Linked DNA regions of Mus musculus: region 2 is linked to region 1. Evidence: chromatin loops called from intact Hi-C (ENCODE). Cell type or tissue: left cerebral cortex. All regions are shown on one strand.

What was found. Peaks named below come from ENCODE experiments on the same cell type or tissue, not always from the same donor. Only the 100,000 strongest peaks of a DNase experiment are listed, where the experiment ranks them.
Region 2: it touches region 1 in a loop (10-fold over the local background); 2 of 42 quality-filtered maps call a loop at or near these places.

The regions. Positions count from the first base shown.
Region 1 is chr9:62,923,726-62,926,225 of GRCm38, forward strand. The region is part of intron 2 of Pias1 (protein inhibitor of activated STAT 1); the gene reads right to left. Among named protein-coding and RNA genes, the nearest start is that of Gm35574, 56 kb to the right of the region's middle. In left cerebral cortex, no CTCF peak of the experiment used is centred here; DNase peaks (open chromatin) are centred at 1,393, 1,645 and 2,331; H3K27ac peaks cover 2,422 bases.
Region 2 is chr9:63,057,603-63,060,102 of GRCm38, forward strand. No RefSeq gene overlaps it. Among named protein-coding and RNA genes, the nearest start is that of Gm39354, 30 kb to the left of the region's middle. RefSeq lists an enhancer at 408-2,500. In left cerebral cortex, no CTCF peak of the experiment used is centred here; DNase peaks (open chromatin) are centred at 1,146, 1,367 and 1,747; H3K4me3 peaks cover 545 bases; H3K27ac peaks cover 2,415 bases.

The sequences.
Region 1 (2,500 bases):
AATTAACTGTATATCCTAGAGACCAGACAACAAAAGCAATGAGAATTAACAAATTTCTAGTAGTGATATATCAAAACCAAAGGCACAGAGAGGCCTAATTCCAGAAACAGCATTTCAGAACTCAAATTCAGAGGAACACATAGCAAAGACCAACCAAAAGTTGTCTAATTATATGCACACTCTTATAATAGCATACCAATAATACTAATTTCATATACAGAGTTTCTGAGCTAAGAAACAAATGTACCTGCTTTGAATCTACATAGGTGAAACTGCAATTATTTTTGAAAGTAAATTAATCTTTCACTGCCTTCTGTTTATTTTGAGAAATAACTTGTTTGTTTTGAGAAAGGGCCTTGCCATGATGCTATGCAGCAAAGGTCAACCTCAAACACAATTCTCCTGAGCCTGAAAGCTGTGATTATAGTTGTGCACCACCACACCTGAGCACCATACATGTTTTATATACAACGTCATATACAGTTTTTCATAGTCTTGGATGAGTTCACTTCTCAAAGGATCAACATATAAGTGAAACACAAGAATGAAGAACAAAAAGGATGGAGGGGGAGGGAAAAGGAAGGCAGCAAGCAGACAAGAAGCATGCATCACTGTGGCACAAGGGATTCCCCAACTATGCTGAGATCAACAAATACATTGGCTTTCTGAGAGACATTCCAAGACATTCAGGCACAGACATAGGCACGGCACGTGAGAGCAGGAATTTCTCTGGCCAGCCAGCTTCACTGAACTTGAGAGCAGAGCTTCAGGTTCAGTGAAAGCCATGTCCCAAGATGGAGAGCAAATGCAAGAAGACATGTAACATTGTCTTCTAGGGTCCACATAGATACACACACACACACACACACACACACACACACGGTGTCTGAGTGTCAAGTTCTGAACTACTATTTATTGAATAAATAGGTAAATTAAGAAATCTCAGGCTGGGGAATGTGACTCCGTTGGTAGGTTGCTTCCTAGTTAACTCCTGTATCCCATACACTGGGTGTGGTGGCACACATCAGTACCCTCAGTACTCAAGAGGGAGAAGCTGGAAACTCAGAAGGGCAAGGTTAGTCTCAGCTATATACTGAGTTTAAGACTATCTTGGACTACATGAAGGTCTGTCTTTCAGGGGAAAAAATTAAAACTGCACTTTTCCAAGATAATTTAATACCAAAGAATCACTAAGAGTTGTCATCATATAATTCTTGGCTGTGGGCTACCTAAGACTGCAGAGAAGCTAACTTTTGGCTAATTTCAATCTCTTGCTTAACTGGGTTTGTTCTACTTGCAAGAAACATATAAACCACCCCAACTGCAGCATGCCTCATCAAAAAATCTGCACAACCAACAGTGGAGAAAAGAGCACAGGTCTAAAATTACATCTCAGTGCAGAAGCAACATCTTTTAAAGGCTAGATTTGCATTTCTACTTCATATGTGGGGTGAGGCTTTTTCTTAAAGAATCTATCTTCAAGGAACAGTTGCTAACCAGAAAAAGTTACCACAATTATAAGTGCAGTAACAATCTGGCAATTATCAATAAACAAGGAGGAGCATGCAGGAAGGCAAATACTGCCCTCTGTCATCAACCTTAGCAGCTAGCTTCTTTCTCAGAGTATCTTGTATGGGGATTGTTTGCCAAGCAGGCCTGGCCCAATTTAAATCTTTGGCTCTGCTCTACAACAGTGCTAAAATAATCTCTGCCACACAAAAATTCGTATTATTCACTAGGCAAAAATTTAGACTCATTTTCAAATATATGACTACTGTGAAGTTTCAAGATGGGTGCAGATTTAGAATGACAAGATGCTGGCTAAAACAACATGGCTACTTCTTCTGTCCTATAATGACTGAAAGTCTGCAACGCTAGAGATTCCACCCACTGGTGCCATAAAGCACAGGCCTAAAATCTGCAGTGTTAGAGAGTCCACCCACTGGTACCATAAAGCACTCATTATCCAGAGCAGCCATTTTTCAAGTATCAGAAAACATGGACACCTTCACCTTCTCCATCAGCCACTTCTCTTGACACACTCTAGTCTGTGACACTGAAAAGACTATCATAAACTTTCATAACCTATCATAACCTTTCAAAGGCTATCATACCACACTCTTTCACAGCATATTTGTTCTAAGTTCCATCATTTCTTCCTATGTCCATCCCAGAGCACAGACCATGAGGCATAGCTAAGGCGGTAGGTAATTTATGGAGAAACAAACCTCTGATGTTACCCACTGACATCTGTCACTCTTTGATACTCCAGATGGACCATGACAAGAACACTAACAATTACCATCTAGTATCTCCAACCCACCTGACCACCACGAAGAAAAGCTACAAGGCCCAGCTAGTGAGGAGTAAGCTGTAAAGGTTTTATATTTGTTTGTAGCAAGTCAAGAGCTGGAACTCGGATCTACATATCTCCCACTTCCCGGTCAATTCAGAGCTGTATGATTTCATGATTAAAAGTATGTTCTTGGACTGCAGTCAG
Region 2 (2,500 bases), 130 kb after region 1:
CCCAACATGGGTTCTTGGCCAGTTTTACAATATGCCAGGCATGTGCTTCCTCCTAGAGAGTGGGCCTTAAGCACAGTCAGAAGGCAGTTGCTTGTGCCTATAACATAGTGTCAGTATTGTACCCACGGGCATGTCTTGCCACACTGGTCATATTGTAATTGACAGGTGGGTAGACAGATAATGACATTTTCCCTATAGAAAGTTAGGTGTCCCGGAAGAAGCTTTCTGGTGTGCCACAACCTGATTTTTCCATGTCCCGTAATCAGTATGTGTGGTATCTCCTACAATATGGTCTCTCCATTTGAGCATAGAGTAGCCTGTACTGTTTGGGAGGTCTCACGCAGATTTTTAACTTGATTACTCTTTTTAGAAATCACTAAATGTATTTAATTTGTGTGTTGTTGGGGGAGGGTTACTTTCCGTGGCACACACGTGGAGGTCAGAGGACAGCTTTGAACTATCTCTTCTCTCCTTCCACCAGGCAGGTTCCAGGGATTAGACTCAGACCATCCATGTTTGGTGGCAAGCACCTTTAATCCACTAAGCCATCCCACAGGCCTCACTTTTATGGTCTAATATTAGTCTGTTAGACATTACTCGTTGGTTATTTTAAAAATTACAATCTGAAGTGTTCCGTACAAGGAAAAAATGTTAAAAGGAAGTGGCCACCGGCTGTGTCTAGAGCTATGTTTATGGATGATCTTATTGTTTTTCCTTTCATTTTCTGTTCTTCATGTTTTCTGAGTTGACTCTCTCTTACTTTATAATTAGCCATGTAAAATGAGAAAAAATAATGAGGTTTTAAAAACTGACTGTCAAATAGTCTTGAAAAGCCAGTGTGCTTGCCCCCTTCTCCCAAGGAGGCCCTGACATTTAGAAACAATTTAAAAAAAAAAAAAAAAAACAGACTGGAGCACCATTTAATCCTATTACTCTTCTGGACCTCTTGCAAACTAGGGGATGATCCCTTTGCCTCTTCAAAATAAATCCCCCCAAGGTCATGCGTGTCCCCCCTTCCTACCCCCACCCCCCATAGTAACAGAGGGATGAGATTCCCAGGCCTGTGCTCCGCCCCTGCGCCATCTGGCACCCCTGAATTTGATCTAAGAGTCACGGCTGGAGCCAGCCAAATATTCAGCTGCTCAGTAGAAGATATTTCTCCCTTTATGGACACCCCTCCTAGCAAACCGCTGTGTCGATCCAGGACTCAGTTTCCTTTGCAAAAGGAGTAATGCTGCCCTAGCTGTGGAAGTTCCTGGATCAGTTAGTTAGCTTGTTCGCCTCCGTCTAGGGCCCTGCTTCCCCTGCTCTGGGGCGCCCACTGGAAGGCCCGTGGACTGCCATGAATTCATTTGCGGGGTACTCAAAGAAGCAAGCAAGGCTTCTTTTCCCCCCAGATGACTTTTCACACACTGCAGAGGAGGTGAGTGGCTCCCGATGTTTGCTTTCCATATAGGGGTTCTGGATAAGATTTCCTTTGAAACAAGCATCTGAAAACCACGCAGGCCAGGAGACTTTCCCTAGTCCCTTCCCAGAGTGGACATTATTTCTGAGGGGAGGCGGAACCCTGAGGACGGAGCTGAAAGAATGGATAAGAATTCTTCTGTGTTGGCACTCCCGCCCCACTCTCCCTGGAGGCTGAGCTGCTGGGATCAAAGCGGCTGAAGTGGGTGCCACTCCACTGAATTAAGATCTGAGATGCCGGATAAACCCAGCCTGCACTTCTGGGTCCTCCTCCCACCTCCTGTCACCTAGGCAACCGGGAGGAGCCTAGGAGCCTGTTCCTTCCTCCCTGCCCCTCGCTACCCACTCAGACGCCCAGGCCCACGGTTCTTCCCTAGGACTCAGCCCACAGCTCCTCTGAATCTCAGCTTCTGGAGAGTTCCATCCTCTCAACTCCTTTTTGTGCACACAGAAATTAGATTCCAAGCAGAGGGGCCCCAACCCGTTAAAACGATCCCCCGTTTGCATGAAGAATTTGCCTGTCTTCCTGGCAGAGGAGCTACAGGCAGAGTTTGACCTCCAAGGAACAGCATGTCCAGGCATCTACTGCGAGGGCAGAGGACAGTCAGGGAGCATTGGGTTGCAGAGTCTCCTAGAATACCCCACCCAGCTAGCAACCAGAGCAGAAGGCAGCAGGTTGCCAGATGAGGGAGAGGAGCTGAGACCAGGGCCAGAAGATCCTGGAGTTCATTTTCTGTAGAATCTGGGAGTTAAAGACTTATTTTATTTTTAAATGTGTGTGTGAGTGTTGTGTGTGTGTGTATGAGAGAGAGAGAGAGAGAGAGAGAGAGAGAGAGAGAGAGAGAGACAGACAGACAGACAGACAGACAGACAGACAGAAAGCTGGAAGAGGTTTTAGATTTGGATACCTAGAGCTAGAGCTCCAGGCAACCGTGAAACACTTAATGTGGGTTCTCTGCAAGAACCATACTGATGCCTAACCATTGAGCCATCTCTCCAGCGCTGATTTTTCTGAGAGGAAGGTTTCCATGACCTC